3 separate regions of the Homo sapiens genome follow, and all the other regions are linked to region 2. A link is a loop called in an ENCODE intact Hi-C map of the cell type or tissue named here. Cell type or tissue: PC-3. All regions are shown on one strand.

Region 1 (5,000 bases), 190 kb before region 2:
TGCCACCACACCCAGCTAATTTTTTAACAGAAACCTCTCAGGGCCTTTAACACTCTAACCTGCATTGAAAATCTCTAATATTATGTGTTGGAATAATATTAAAAATCTCACATAAGAGAATATTGATCATGCAAAAACATAATACTGAAATAGATAATGGGAAGTAGACTCTGATGGGTTTCAATGATAAGTCATTATGTTATGGTGAACTAGCTTCAGAGCTAGACTGTATGCCTGGTGGCTTTCCATTCTTCCTGACATCCCCAGCTAATTTCATTTAAAAATACACTCTAACAGACTGTGGCAATTCTCAGGGGAAAAGGACAGAAACTGGAAGGTGGAAACACAGCTTCTGCTGTGGTATCTAACAGCTAGGTAAGTCAGGTCTGGTGGTTTGGCATTTGACATATTAAGACACAAAGGTTCTGGACAAGACACCAAAGGAATCTCTCCTGCCCCTTTTGTTAGTAACTGCTGTAATTTCCTAATTTATAAATCTTTGTACACTGTCTGCATCAGGTGTAAAGTAGCCATCCATCACCTGGCTCTCATGACATACTGAGTTGCGTTCCTCCAATAAAATAGTCTCTGCCTTCTCTCATGTTCTACGAAGCCTATGTTGCTAAGTTCTTATGCACATCAAATAATACACCTGTAATCCCAGCACTTTGGGAGGCCGAGGTGGGCAGATCACGAGGTCAAGAGATCGAGACCATCCTGGCCAACATGGTGAAACCCCATCTCTACCAGAAATACAAAAACTAGCTGCGCGTGGTGGCGCCCGCCTGTAGTCCCAGCTACTCGGGAGGCAAAGGCAGGAGAATCGCTTGAACCCGGGAGGCGGAGGTTGCAGTGAGCCGAGATCGTGCCACCGCACTCCAGCCTGGCGACAGAGCGAGACGCCATCTCAGAAAATAACAAAAAATAACAATAAAACGATCCTACCATTATGCCTTGCTTAATGCTTTTGATTTTCCAAGGCATTTTCACACCTGTGACCTTGGTAGTACATGGGCATCTTATTCTTGCTGGACTGGATGAAGTTCCATTCTCCTTCTTCAGTCTCTGATGGTAACTCATCTGTTCACATCCTTAGAGGACAGTTGGGGTGGGGAGGAACGAACACATTCTGCAGTCATACCAGTAGGAATGAAAAGGAGAGATGTAAGATACATTTCAAGAAATCATGTGCAGAATTTGGTATCTGACAGAATATGACAGGGAGGGAGGGGGAGTCCATAGCTCCAGGCAATGTGGCATCAAGATGCTAGGATCCCAGGCCAGTGCCTGAGAAACCTGACAGCATCACCCACAGAAAGAAATTAAGTGTGGAAAGACATGAAAGAAGAAAATGTCCTTCAGGAAACTAGATCTGTAGGACTCTGAGCAGGAAAGATATTGGGTCACAGACAATATGCCCTATAAATTACTAGAATGGTAGATGGTGTAAAGTTTAGCTACATTAGTAGTAAGAGTGTATTGTTTTGTTCATGTAGCTTTTTTTTTTTTCTCTAAGCCAAGCAGTGTGTTAACTGCTTTATACAACAACTCTGCTGGGGGTGGGGTGCCGGGGGCGGGTGGGGGGGGGGTGGTCAATGTTATTAACCCCAGATGAGGAAATACTTGAGAGAGGCTAAATAATATCCTTGATGTCATAGAAGTAGCAAGAGGCAGAAACGAAATTCCAGCTGGTGGTCTTATGTGAAACTAGATTGCACAGTAAGAATGTGTCACATTATAACTTCTCATTATTAGGCAAAACATGTGAGTAGGCAACCCTGCAAAACTAGCAAGTGGGTGACACTATAAAAAGCTAAACAGGATAAATTTTGGATTACCCACCTTCCTGATCTATCTTTAGTGAAATGTCAGTTCCACTCTGTAGTCAAGACTTATGACTAACAGAGTACTGAGCATAGGAAACATCTTAATACATTGTTTAATGAAACAAAGTATTTTAGAGCATGCTGGCAAACTGCATTTAGTTTATAATCTTCCAGCCTTATTCTATATGCATGAGGGAATCATTAGTTCCAGTGTAGTCTTTCCTAGCAGCTTCTGTGTCTACGAACAGAGAGCTGAGAGTGGCCTGACATTCGTTCCAACAATTAGGATTAGCTTAAAATGCTGGGACTTCACTGCATTGCCGCAGTAACTTTTGCAGCTTTTCCCCACTGGAGGTCACTGTCACCTTGCAGTTGCAGAGAAGAACCTCAATTTGTGGTGGTAAAGAAAGTGGACGTTTTCATCTATCTAGGCTGGCTGTAGTTGCTTAAAGAAATCAACCAACCAACCAAAGCAACAATCATTAAAACATACTTCAGATCATGTGGCAAAAAACTGTCCTTAGAAAATTCATCACTGATAGCGCTTGTTTTCAAATAATGTTTCATCTTGACACTTTTTAATTTTTAGGTTACTATAACAGTAGATACATGTTATTATATATTTGTCCAAACCCACAGAATGTGCAGCAACAAGAGTGAACCCTAATGTGAACCATGGACTCTGAGTGATAATGATATGTTAATGTAAGTTTATCCATTGTAAAATATGTCCCACTCTATTGGGATTGTTAATAGTTGATAAATATTTTGAATTCAGTTAAAATTTCTACAAAGAGACCCAAGCACCTGTTTCATATGTTGGGCAAGCGAATGCATTCAAAGATCAGATGGTATATAGCTTCATAACTTTGAGCCAATTCCTGACCTCACTAAGCCTCAGTTTGCTCACCTAAAAGGTAGAGATAAGAATTCTACCAACTTCGGCCAGGCACAGTGGCTCACACCTGGAATCCCAACACTTTGGGAGGCCAAGGCAGGCAGATCACTACTGGAGAGCCTGACCAGAACCAACACAGTGTCTTTTGTGCAGTGGTGGCTCAGTAATGATTTGCTGAGTAAATTAATACAGAATCTAGGCATAAATATTTAAAGGAAAGCTGAGACACTAAGGAATCTTGGGTGAGTCCATCTGACTTTTCCCGGACTTTCAGTTTCTCTTCAGAGAAGGGTTTGAATGAGCTGACCCCCGAAGTTCCTACGCATTAAGGTCCCTAATCTTTGAGTTACAACCTGTGGGTCAGAGCACAGCCTTCAGTGTCCCATTCACTATGGAAACGCCATGACAACCTGTGTGCATCTGAAACCCCAAGTGGAGGCAGCCATGAGTCATGGATTATGTTTATACTGGTATCCAATTGAGCACATAGCATACTATCACCCTCAATGGACTGGCAAATCAGATACTTTTCCCCATTAAAAATGGCAAATGAGGTTTTAAAAAATCATTACAATTAATACAAAATGCCAGGAGGCACTGTACAGGTTGTATCTCCATATTTAAGAAGACCTAGGGCCTAAATATACTTAAGCACATAAGAGAAATGTACTGATAGCAGTACTAACATACAGCATTTTACATTTTACAAAGAACTTTCACACATGCATGGTACTTTATTTGGCCCTAAGAGCAACCCTGTGCAGTAGAGGGGGCTGCAGAAACTGACCTGCATATACTGTTGTGTAAAGAACTTAAAGAACTCCACTGGGAGGGCAGGGCCAGGACTGGAAGCTGCATCTCCTGACCCCAGTGATTCAGCTTGAACAGGATGTTTAACTGTGAAGCACGAAGTTGGGTATAGCAGGACAATCCTTCATGGTGGCATAGAGTGCAAGCTAGGTGCCCACCATGGGGTTCAAAGCCCAGCTCTTTTGCATGTGGGTTTTGGGCAGGTCAGTGAGCCTTCCTGGGTCTCCACTGTAAAGTGGAGGAAATAGTACCTACCTCATGGCTGACAGTGAGACTTTAAAGGCATCAGAATAGGTGCACCTCTCCTTGTCCTCCGCGCATGCTCTCCCCCACCTCTGCTCCAGCCAGTACTGTGGCAACCAGCTCCATAGAGGTCTAGTCTGAAAGTGCTTCACCTCAGGCCACTGCATTACGCCTTCTTCCCAGGGTTCTCTGGCATTGCTGCGGGACCTTCTTGGGAACTGGCATTTATGCATATGCAACTGAAAATGCCAGGGGGATAGTCACTCCACAAGACCCCCGATGGTGGAGATGGCGCCCGGGGAATCAGTGCCAATTGCCTGCTTCAGTCCTATGGGCAGGTGGCTCTGAGGTCATCCTGTCTGAAGTAGCCAGTTTGGCAACTCAACCTTGTTGGGGCTTCTTTCCTTCCCTGTTTCATACTCCTCCAGCCCCCACACCTATTCCCTGGAGTCAGTTCACAAAACAAGCCACCCTCACGCATGCTTGGGCTCTGCTTTCTGGTAGGAACTCAGGAATGACATCGTAGAGACATGGTGCTGGGCACATAAGAAATCCTACATAAACTTTACCTGTTCCTCATTTTCTATACTAAACGCTGCCTACGATCAGTCTTCTCCATGTCTGCTCTCTTGAAGGAAGTGGACTTTGTTGTTGTCACCATGTGGTGGGCAGAAAATGACAAATAAGTGAAAGGGCCAAATACCACAGGGCAAAGACCTGGAATAGCTTCCTGAGTCGGATGTCCAGAGACTGACTTTGGGCCACTTCATTGCAAGAGACTTTAGGTGGTTTTAGATCATACAGTAACAAACCGTTTTTAAAACTTATGTGTGTGTTACTGTGCATTAGAAATCTATAAATAAAACATCAAAACCATGATTTCACTTTATTTTTGCTTTGGCTAAAAATGTTTTAAATGACTCATATGAAAAATATTAATAGGAATAAAGATAGCATGTAAATATAGCAAAAATCATGATAGTGGTGTGTGAAAAAAAGATCTGGGAAACTAATAGATAAATGTGCCTTTTATAACCATTATGTTTTAGGTAAGTGGATAGGATCGTAGTTTGGGCATCTATATTTAGGAATTTTGTTATCAAGTATGCTAACCATTCTCTTACTTAGGTACACAGACTTGATTTGCCACATTTGTATTTTTGACGACGTTGTTCTAACTTTCAGGGAGAGCAAATAAAGGTCTTTTTCTCATATTAAAACAA
Region 2 (5,000 bases):
AGGCAGATCACAAGGTCAGGAGTTCAAAACCAGCCTGGCCAAGATGGTGAAACCCCGTCTCTACTAAAAAATACAAAAATTAGCCGGGCGTGGTGATGCGCGCCTGTAGTCTCAGCTACTAGGGAGGCTGAGGCAGGAGAATCGCTGAAACCCAGGAGGCAGAGGTTGTAGTGAGCTGAGATCACACCACTTGCACCCCAGCCTGGGCGACAGAGCAAGACTGAGTCTCAAACAATAATTATCTTGAAAGCATATATTGCTATGGGCATTGGGACATCTTGACTTTCTGTTGCTGTAGGACTGTGTCCCTGCAGGTGTCTTTAAGCTGTTTCCTTAAGTGTAAATATCTTATGACCATGGGTGGTGACTGGAAAAGAATGTGCCTCATTAGTCTCAAGATGAAGCTGAACTTAAAATGGCGTTATTCTGGCTCTCCTGGGCTCCCGCTTCCCTAACAATAGCTCGCTTCGGGCTCAAACTCCTGGACTCAAGCAATCCTCCCACCTCAGCCTCCCAAAGCACTGGGATTATATGGGTTGATTTAAATAAAATAAAAACATTGATAAAAGCTTACTAAGCCTTGATGTTTGATTGTCAATCTATGTCTAATTATAATATTTAAGATTTTATATATTTATATTTTTAATTATTTGAAACCAACCAAACCTCTTCTTTTTGGAAGAGTTTTTTGTTTGTTTTTGTTTTTGTTTTGAGATGGAGTCTCGCTCTGTTGCCCAGGCTGGAGTGCAATGGCACGATCTCAGCTCACTGCAACGTCCGCCTCCCAGGTTCAAGCAATTCTCCTGCCTCAGCCTCTCAAGTAGCTGGGATTACAGGCACATGCTGCCACGCTGGGCTAATTTTTTGTATTTTAGTAGAGACGGGGTTTCTCTGTGTTGCCCAGGCTGGTCTCGAACTCCTCAGCTCAGGCAATCTGCCCCCCTCAGACTCCCAAAGTGCTGGGATTACAGGCCTGAGCCACCATGCCCAGCCCTTGGAAGAGTTTTTTAAAGGTTATAAAATTACATTTCCAAGTGTTAAAAATAAGTATATGAGTTTTAACATCATTTTGTAGCAATAACATCATTTAACAAGGGAAAGAAAAACTTTCAAATAGATGTTTTAAAATGATCATTCCACCCTCTTTCAATAAGATGCATCTTTACCTACAAAGGCAATCCATTACAGTTTTTCAAAAATATTTGCTAGGTATTCCACTAATCGCCACTTTTCACAGAACAGGTCATTACATTTGGAATTCTTGCTATTCCAAAAGAAAAAAAAATGTAAATATCAAATTAACCAACCCTCTTTTCAAAGATCATTAGCAAATGAAAGCAGGCCACTGAAGAGAAATGTTGGAGAATGCTTGCTGACCCAGGAATGTGTGGAACCCGGTGGACCTCAATTCGAAAAGCGTCATATTAATTAGTTTGTCGGATTTTTCTGTTTGAAGGAGCTTGTGAGAGAAACATGTGTTTCGGACATGATCCCACCTGGAAGCTGCCATTAGCGTCTCCTTAGTGCCTTGTCGAATGAGAAACCCTATTAATTCCAGGGGTATTACCTGGAAGTATTAAATGACAAGGAGTTGGGTGGCAGTTAGGGAGGCCTGTTTGTCTTCTAAATGTATCCATTCCTTGTTGGGGTGCTCTGACTGCATGCAATGCAGACAGGAAAATTAAATAGGAAATATTAATCCTCATCTCCTCTTGGAATATGGCATGTCAGCAGGATGACCATACAGCATGGCTTGTCTGGGACAGTCCCAGTTATACCTGTTGCCTTGGTGTCCTGCCTGGGTCAGCATTTGTCACAGGCTTTTCATTTTCAATGAAGTGTTGTTAGTAACAGCTACAGGAGGGGGGTTGGCAGGTCTTTACTTTGTACTGTGAGCTCCCACTACACTTACACCTGTCAGGGTCCACTCAGGAGACAAAGCCACATCAGCTATGTGAACAGAGGAGAATATAAAGGATTGTTAGGAAAAGGGGCACAGACGCAGCATGTGAAAAAGGGGCAGCTGTTACCCACAGGCCCAGTGAGAATGGATGAGGAAAGACTAAAGTGTTAGGAGACCTTTACCGCACCCCCACCCCACACACACTTCGGGCTGAAACTCAGATCTTTTTGAAGAGGATGCAGCTGTCACAGAAACATGCAGCTGCTGCTGGCAGAGTGCATGGGTCAGAGTGGGCCACCAGGAGCTGTCTGCCATTGCCAGAGGGTGTGGCAGGCCAGAGCCGTCCGCAGAAGCAAAAGGCCAGGTAGGGACACAGCTGCCTGAGGTTGCAGCTGTTGCGACTGCAGAAATGGCTGTTGCATGGAGAAAACATGAGAATGAGGCTAGAGATGGTCTGTGTGGGCTGCTGGACCCTGCACTGAGTGGTTACAGGAGAACCAGAACTGGGAACGACAGGTGTCTTTCTACCGGGCTTTCCTGGCAGTGTCTCACTGGCACCCTCTAGTGACGAAGCGTAGCATTGTGCCATCTAGGGAAGTGACAGCAACTCCAGGGTTACATGAGAGGAGGCTCTAGAGCCAAGAGACAATCAATTGCTAAGTGACTCAGCAGGTGCAGGATGCTCACTTTAATCTTGGTTAAATCTGACAGGCAACTTGTGAGTCTGATCCTTTCCAGAAGTCTCCCCCTTCAAGGACAGGACATAAGGAACTCACTCACTGATAAAACAACTTAATCCTTGTTCACAAGCAGCTAGGGACAGCTACGTCCTTCTGGACTCTAGTACTGTGGAGATAATTATTTGGGACTGCTTTCCCCTGACAGCCACTGGGTTGTAATGTGGCTCGTGCTGTGGCTTTTGAGAAGCCATCATTTGGCAGTCAGTTGGAAACGTGGAAAAGTATAGTTTAGGTACACAGTTTAAACTATAATTTAGGCATATTTAAATAGAGGCTATATAAAAATAGAGGCATATTTAAATAGAGGAAATAGAGGCTATAAATTATTATAGATATAAGCCCAAACTCTCTTGCTACAGTGGTTTTGTTATTCATTATATAGGAAAATCTACAGCCATTTATTTTATTGTTTGACTATACTTTTTTACTTAATTTTATTATTTTGAGACAGAGTCTCACTGTGTCACTCAGGCTGGAATGCAGTCGCACCATCTCGGCTCACCACAACCTCCGCCTCTCAGGTTCAAGCGATTCTCCTGCCTCAGCTTCCTGAGCACTGGGATTACAGGCGCCCGCCAGCGTAACTGGCTAATTTTTTGTATTTTTAGTAGAGACACAGTTTCGCCATGTTGGCCAGGCTGGTCTCGAGCTCCTGACCTCAGGTGATCCACCTACCTCGGCCTCCCAAAGTGCTGGAATTACAGGCAAGAGCCACCGCACCCAGCCTGTTTGGCTATACTTTAATTTTGCAATAAATCCTTTTAGCAAACAGTGAGCTCAAAAATTAAGTACTGAATTTTCATATCACAAGAGGTGGAATGTTTAGTGTGCACAAAATGTTGCTGCTTACCACTCACCAGTGGCACCATAGTGCTATCTCTGACCATGTAAAAACTATAAGATGCTAATCTATAAGGAAATACTAGCACCTCCTTCAAAAGTTAGAACTTATTTTAAGAAAATTCTGGCCGGGCACGGTGGCTCACCCCTGTAATCCCAGCACCTTGGGAGGCCGAGGCAGGTGGATCACAAGGTCAGGGTTTGAGACCAGCGTGGCCAATATGGTGAAACTCTGTCTCTACTAAAAATACAAAAATTAGCCAGGTGTGGTGGCAGGTGCCTATAGTCTCAGCTACTCTGGAGGCTGAGGCAGGAGAATCGCCTGAACCTGGGAGGCGGAGGTTGCAGTGAGCCAAGATAAACGTCACTGAACTCCAGCCTGGGCGACAGAGTGAGACTCAGTCTCCAAAAAAAAAAAAAAAAAAAGAAAGAAAGAAAGAAAGAAAATTCTGTCCAAAGATAATAATCTATCAAGTGCATTGCAGAGGATATATTTATATATTAGTTTGTAAAGCAGGCTGTTCATTTGATCAAATGACTGCTATTTGAAGTTAATTTCTGTCATTTTCAAAAAGTAAAGCAATACATGGAAGCATTGGCTGCATTAGCAGAAGAAAAACTTTCATTTTGTTCAAGTAAGTTTCATCAGATGTTTCAAATTAAAAAGCAGTGTAAGGTTTTCATCTAATTCATGGATAGAATTAAAAATAAGCTTTTAGAAGTTCCCTTTCCCACAGGGAAAATATATAATATGTTGTGAATAAATGCTGTTAAAAATGTAGTTAAGCCTGGGCAACAGAGTGAGACTCCATCTCAAAAAAAAATTAGTTAAAATGTGCATCAGGGAAGGTTTTCATACAAATCAAATTTGATGAGTCACAACCTTGGAGTTGGTTAAGATGAACACACATTTTGAATTTTATTAATCAAGCCGCAATATTCTTCTGTTCAAAATAGCATCTTGTAGTTATCAAAATGTATGAATTTTCTTTATATAGTTCCTACAGAATATTTGTGATGAAGCTGCTGATGAATACAAATATGATATGATATTGATGATGTATTGATGGCAGTGCCTGCTTTTCATCTTTGCTGCCCATGAGCAATTGAAATGTAGTTGTGTGTGCTCTTTTGGAGAACGATTTTAAATCAGCCGAAATGCTCTGTAATGTTACTAACCTTCTTTGAACTGAGTCCTCTAAATTTCAGGTGCATTTTGTTCAAAATCAGTTAGAAATAGTCAAAATATTCAGAGTGAAGCACCCAAAAATGTAATTTTGGAGGCTTTTAGCTACTTGAAATCATAGAAAACAAAGTTTGCAAACAGGAAGATATTCAAAGTTCTACAAAACCAAAGGAGAAACTAATTAAACAGCATCAGCTTAATAGTGAATAGGACTTAACTTTCTCAAATTCTGTAATTGAATTTTGGCGTATCTTGACTTGGAGGAAGAAACTTTAGATGGACTTCCTATTTTTAATTGGATAAATTTACAGGCTATATTAGAATGCAGTGA
Region 3 (5,000 bases), 79 kb before region 2:
GAGTCTTGATCTGTCACCCAGGCTGGAGTGGAGTGGCGGTATCTCGGCTCACTGCAACCTCCACCTCCCGGGTTTGAGCGATTCTCCTGCCTCAGCTTCCCAAGTAGCTGGGACCACAGACGTTTGCCACCACTCCCAGTTAATTTTTGTATTTTTTTAGTAGAGTTGGGGTTTCACTATATGTTGGCCAGCCTGGTCTCAAACTCCTGACCTCAGGTGATCTGCCCACCTCGGCCTCCCAAAGTGTTGGGATTATAGGCGTGAGCCACCGTGCCTGGCCAATTTTTTGTATTTTTTTGTAGAGACGGGGTTTCACCATGTTGGCCAGGCTGGTCTTGAATTCCTGGCCTCAGGTTATCCGCCTGCCTGAGCCTCCCAAAGTGCTGGATTACAGGCATGACCCACCAAACCCAGCCCAAATATATTTGCATATATATATATTTTAATATCCCACGCCTACACTCTGGGATAACTCAGCTCTTACAGGCAGTAATCATGGGTCAGACCTGCCATTATCCAGTTCAGCCCATTTCATTTGACAGACACCTGGTGAATAGAGACATGCAGGGACTCTTGTCCACATTTGCCCAGTTGGCTGATAGCACAGTGTACAAAGTCTGTCTGCAGCAGGTCATAATTTCACAGCTCTGCCACATGCATGTATATCACTGTACCAAGCGTGTTCACATGGTATGGTGCTGACACATGTTGACGGAATGTGGTACAGACCCTCTGTGTGAAGTGTGTTCACACAGTGCGGTGCTGACCCTCTGTATGAAGCGTGTTCACACGGTGCGGTGCTGACTCTCTGTATGAAGCGTGTTCACCTGGTGCAGGACAGACTCTCTGCATGAAGCATGTTCACACAGTGCGGTGCTGACCCGACCCTCTGTATGAAGCATGTTCACACGGTGCAGTGCTGACTCTCTGTATGACACATGTTCACACAGTGAGGTGCTGACCCTCTGTATGAAGCATGTTCACGTAGTGCAGTGCTGACTCTGTATGAAGTGTGTTCACACAATGAGGTGCTGACCTCATGTATGAAGCATGTTCACACAATGCGGTGCTGACCCTCTGTATGAAGCGTGTTCACACGGTGCGGTGCTGACTCTCTGTATGACACATGTTCACACAATGCGGTGCTGACCTTCTGTATGAAGCGTGTTCACACAGTGCAGTGCTGACCTTCTGTATGACACATGTTCACAGAGTGAGGTGCTGATCTTCTGTATGAAGCATGTTCACATGGTGCAGTACTGACTCTCTGTTTGAAGTGTGTTCACATGGTGCAGTGCTGACCTGTATGAAGGATGTTCACGCGGTGCGGTGCTGACTCTCTGTATAACACATGTTCACGCAGTGAGGTGCTGATCTTCTGTATGAAGCATGTTCACACAGTGCAGTGCTGACTCTCTGTATGAAGTGTGTTCACACGGTGCATTGCTGACCTTCTGTATGAAGTGTGTTCACACAGTGAGGTGCTGATCTTCTGTATGAAGCATGTTCACACGGTGCAGTACTGACTCTCTGTATGAAGTGTGTTCACACGGTGCGGTGCTGACTCTCTGTATGAAGCGTGTTCACACAGTGCGGTGCTGACTCTCTGTATGAAGCATGTTCACACGGTGCGGTGCTGACTCTCTGTATGAAGTGTGTTCACCTGGTGCAGTACAGGCTCTCTGCATGAAGCATGTTCACACAGTGCGGTGCTGACCCTCTGTATGAAGCGTGTTCACACAGTGCATGTGAAACCAGAACCGACAGTCGAACCCAAGCAGAAGTCTTGACCAAGCACTTCCCTCCTGGGAATGCACCATGATATCACCACACCGAAGTCCAGGCTGGCAAATAGGGACATTTAAGTGACATTTAAGCTCGTGGTGGCCCTATGAGGAGTCATTGCTGACTGAGATGGGATTTTAAGGTGTTGCCTGCCTGTGTGTTCTCAGACCCTCTCCTGAAGCCCCACCCCTTCCCCTGATCCTCTCCTGGGACCCCCCTCCCCTATCCCTGACCCTCTCCTGGAGCCCCCCTCCCCCCTCCCTGTCCCTCTCCTGAAGTCCCCTCCCCTGACCCTGTCCTGGGACCCCCTCGCCTTTCCCTGACCCTCACCTGAAGTCCCCTCCCCTTTCCCTGACCCTCTCCTGGAGCCCCCTCCCCTCTCCCTGTCCCTCTCCTGAAGTCCCCTCCCCTGACCCTCACCTGGGACCCCCCTCCCCTTTCCCTGACCCTCTCCTGGGACCCCCTCCCCTTTCCCTGACCCTCTCCTGGAGCCCCCTCCCCTCTCCCTGTCCCTCTCCTGAAGTCCCCTCCCCTGACCCTCTCCTGGGACCCCCTCCCCTTTACCTGACCCTCTCCTGAAATGCCCTGCCTGCACCATTGTCTTATATTTTTCTCATGGTTAGACTGGGGTTATGGTTTTTTCTGGGAAAGGCCACAGAGGTAAAGTGACATCTCATTGTGTCATATTCAGGGTCCATGCCATCAACATGACTCATCAGTGCTGACGCGGTGATGACCTGGGGGACGCAGTGTTTCTCAGGTTCCCCCACTGAGCCTCTGCAACTCCAGTAGTGACAAACCGCTCCACCCCCCGCCATCCATTTTCTTAATTGTTCAATTGCTAGTATCACATTTCATCAAGAGACGCATAGCAGAGTCCAACCAAGACTCCATGATAGAGAAACCAGGCAAGAACTACTGTCTCGTCGCAACTTGAGGAGACAATATTTCTTGCCTGGTTTCCCTATCATGGAAACTGAGTCCCCCACAGTTTCGTTTCCTCAATCGAGCTAATTACTGAGGTTGCTTAGCAGCCTCCGGAGTGAGCACAGCGGAAACTATCATTAGGGAACTTTGAACGTTTCTGTGAAATGCCAACAGGAAATGTTTCGGCATTTTCAAAATATTTAGAAAATTCCCTGTTCAGTTACAAAAGTGAATCTGAATCTTACCCTGCAGAAGTTAAACTGCTCCCTCTTCTGGATAAAATTACCTTTGTAATTTCTTTTTACAACCTACAGCCTATTGTGCTTGGGTTTCCAAATGGTTTAAAGTTCCCTTGTCCCTTACTTTGTGTCAAGGGGGTGTTTGTGCCTTAAAGGGAAGATCCTGTGCCTTAAAGGAAACCAGAACTGATAGTCGAACCCAAGCAGAAGTCTTGACCAAGCACTTCCCTCCTGGGAGTGCACCATGATATCACCACACCGAAGGCCAGGCTGGCAAACAGGGATGTACACGCAGGGGAGACGAGAACTTCTCCCGTGAGAAACAGCACAGTCCAGCCATATGAACCCACAGCTCAGGAAGTATTGCTCACTTTTACTGTTCTCTCTTAGGGAAGGGCATTCTCAAAACGTTTCCGCACAAGCAGACCATCCCTTTTATTTTCCCCGTCTGTCTCCTTTCCTTCTGCTTTCAAAATGTCTCAAGAGTATTTACAAGAGTTGAGCAACACAGGCATCTTTATCTGGGGTCTTTATCCACAGAGCAGAGGACAGGAAGTCATCACTACAGAGACGAAGCGATGTATGGTTTGACCCAGTGGAGGACTTTGTTAAGGTGGAGGTGTGAGTGTGGAGTGTAAACGTGGGACATCCAGGGCAGTGGAGGGTAACCACTGGAGAGGAAGTCTGGGGACAGTTTGGGAGCAGCCAAATATAAAATAAGCATTTCTGTTCTAAATCCAAATGAACATTCTACGCTGCTGTCATCTCCAGTATACCTCAGAGATCCTAAAGTTTCCTGAAGTTGTTTGGAAGTCACGGCCGATGTAAAGTGAAAGCGCACACATATCTGTAAGCTCTGAGCTCAGGATTTCACGTGAGGTCCTTTGTTCGGGAGGCAGGGGGGTTCTCCCTGTTGCTGGCTGAGGTCACTGCATTCATAGTGTGACAGGAGACAGCACAATACAGCAAAGCAGCTGGAGGGATTGCCTTGTAGAGTGGAAGACCTTCCGCAGAACAGAACGCTCTCTGTCCTGTTCTGCTGGAGAATGAAAAGGGATGGGTGGCCTGCGTGAAACCTCTTTATGGGGCTTGTGCGTTCTGACACTGTGACCGCCGAGGCCACAGCTGCCTTTGTTTCTTCCTCTCTGACCTCCATGAAGGGCTAGCGCACAAACTTGGACAGGGACGGCTCTATCTCTTGGGTGATATTCTGGAAAAGTCAGTCTTGACTTAGTCAAAGGCATCGGTAATTCCCCAACAGCTGAGAGCAGACTCCATGCTGCGGTTTTCTTGTAACTTGAATCGAGGAGACTTCCACATCTTTGCTATCCATTGCGCCTGGCTTTGTCCACTCGCTGACTTCTTCATATATAAGCTCATTTTCCACCTGGAAGAAAAGAGGAGAGAGCCTTAGGGCCCCAGCATTGGGTCCGCACCGAGGCCTACACTGCTCCCCCCATTCCCACCTAGGACCATGGCATCCCAGTCCTCTCTCCCTGTGGGAGGCTTTCACAGAGGTTCACATGGGCCCAGGCCACTATGATTTTCTGAGTCTCCTTGTTTAATAAAGAAAATGAAGTGCCAAATATTGTGGTATGTTTTAAAATTTTGTATTTAACAAGTGATCTTTCAAAAATGCAATGCAATCTAATTGCGCTATTCCGAAGTTAAGCATAGGATTTAGAAAACATTCTTATGGCATTTCTTTCATGGAACATGAGCTTAACTTTTATCATTAAAGTAATTTCTGTCCGTCTTTTCAGTGTATCTGTCTCTGTGACTCTAAGTATAGTAAGATTACTAGGAAATAATTTCAACATTTTAACTTTGAGGCCCTATGTGAGGCCCAAGATAAGCCCCACGCACCCCCATTCCCAGCCACAGGCTCTGCTGCCTGGCACCTCAAGGTCTGGACCCTGTACAGGGCTCCCACATGTCGACACAAGCTCCCATGTGTCACCTGTGCCTAGTAGAGAGGTGTATATTGCAACAAAAACTACAAATCAAAACAGGGCTGCAGCTCAAGAATCTTCAAGTTTCCTGTACCCC

Evidence for each region. Peaks named below come from ENCODE experiments on the same cell type or tissue, not always from the same donor. Only the 100,000 strongest peaks of a DNase experiment are listed, where the experiment ranks them.
Region 1: it touches region 2 in a loop (10-fold over the local background); 13 of 110 quality-filtered maps call a loop at or near these places.
Region 3: a loop joins it to region 2, with 6 times the contacts of the local background. A loop is called at or near these places in 103 of 110 quality-filtered maps.

What each region holds. Positions count from the first base shown.
Region 1 is chr6:2,736,403-2,741,402 of GRCh38, forward strand. All of the region lies in intron 2 of MYLK4 (myosin light chain kinase family member 4), which reads right to left. Among named protein-coding and RNA genes, the nearest start is that of MYLK4, 12 kb to the right of the region's middle. In PC-3, a CTCF peak has its summit at 2,172 (motif pointing right); a DNase peak (open chromatin) is centred at 2,189.
Region 2 is chr6:2,929,898-2,934,897 of GRCh38, forward strand. No RefSeq gene overlaps it. Among named protein-coding and RNA genes, the nearest start is that of SERPINB9, 29 kb to the left of the region's middle. In PC-3, a CTCF peak has its summit at 2,472 (motif pointing left); a DNase peak (open chromatin) is centred at 2,494; H3K27ac peaks cover 295 bases.
Region 3 is chr6:2,851,353-2,856,352 of GRCh38, forward strand. MIR4645 (microRNA 4645) reads right to left here and starts at 2,755; the gene lies at 2,679-2,755. It also overlaps the pseudogene SERPINB9P1. RefSeq lists enhancers at 990-1,179, 2,475-3,215, 3,792-3,851, 3,912-4,041. In PC-3, a CTCF peak has its summit at 2,994 (motif pointing left); a DNase peak (open chromatin) is centred at 2,519; H3K4me3 peaks cover 1,193 bases; H3K27ac peaks cover 5,000 bases.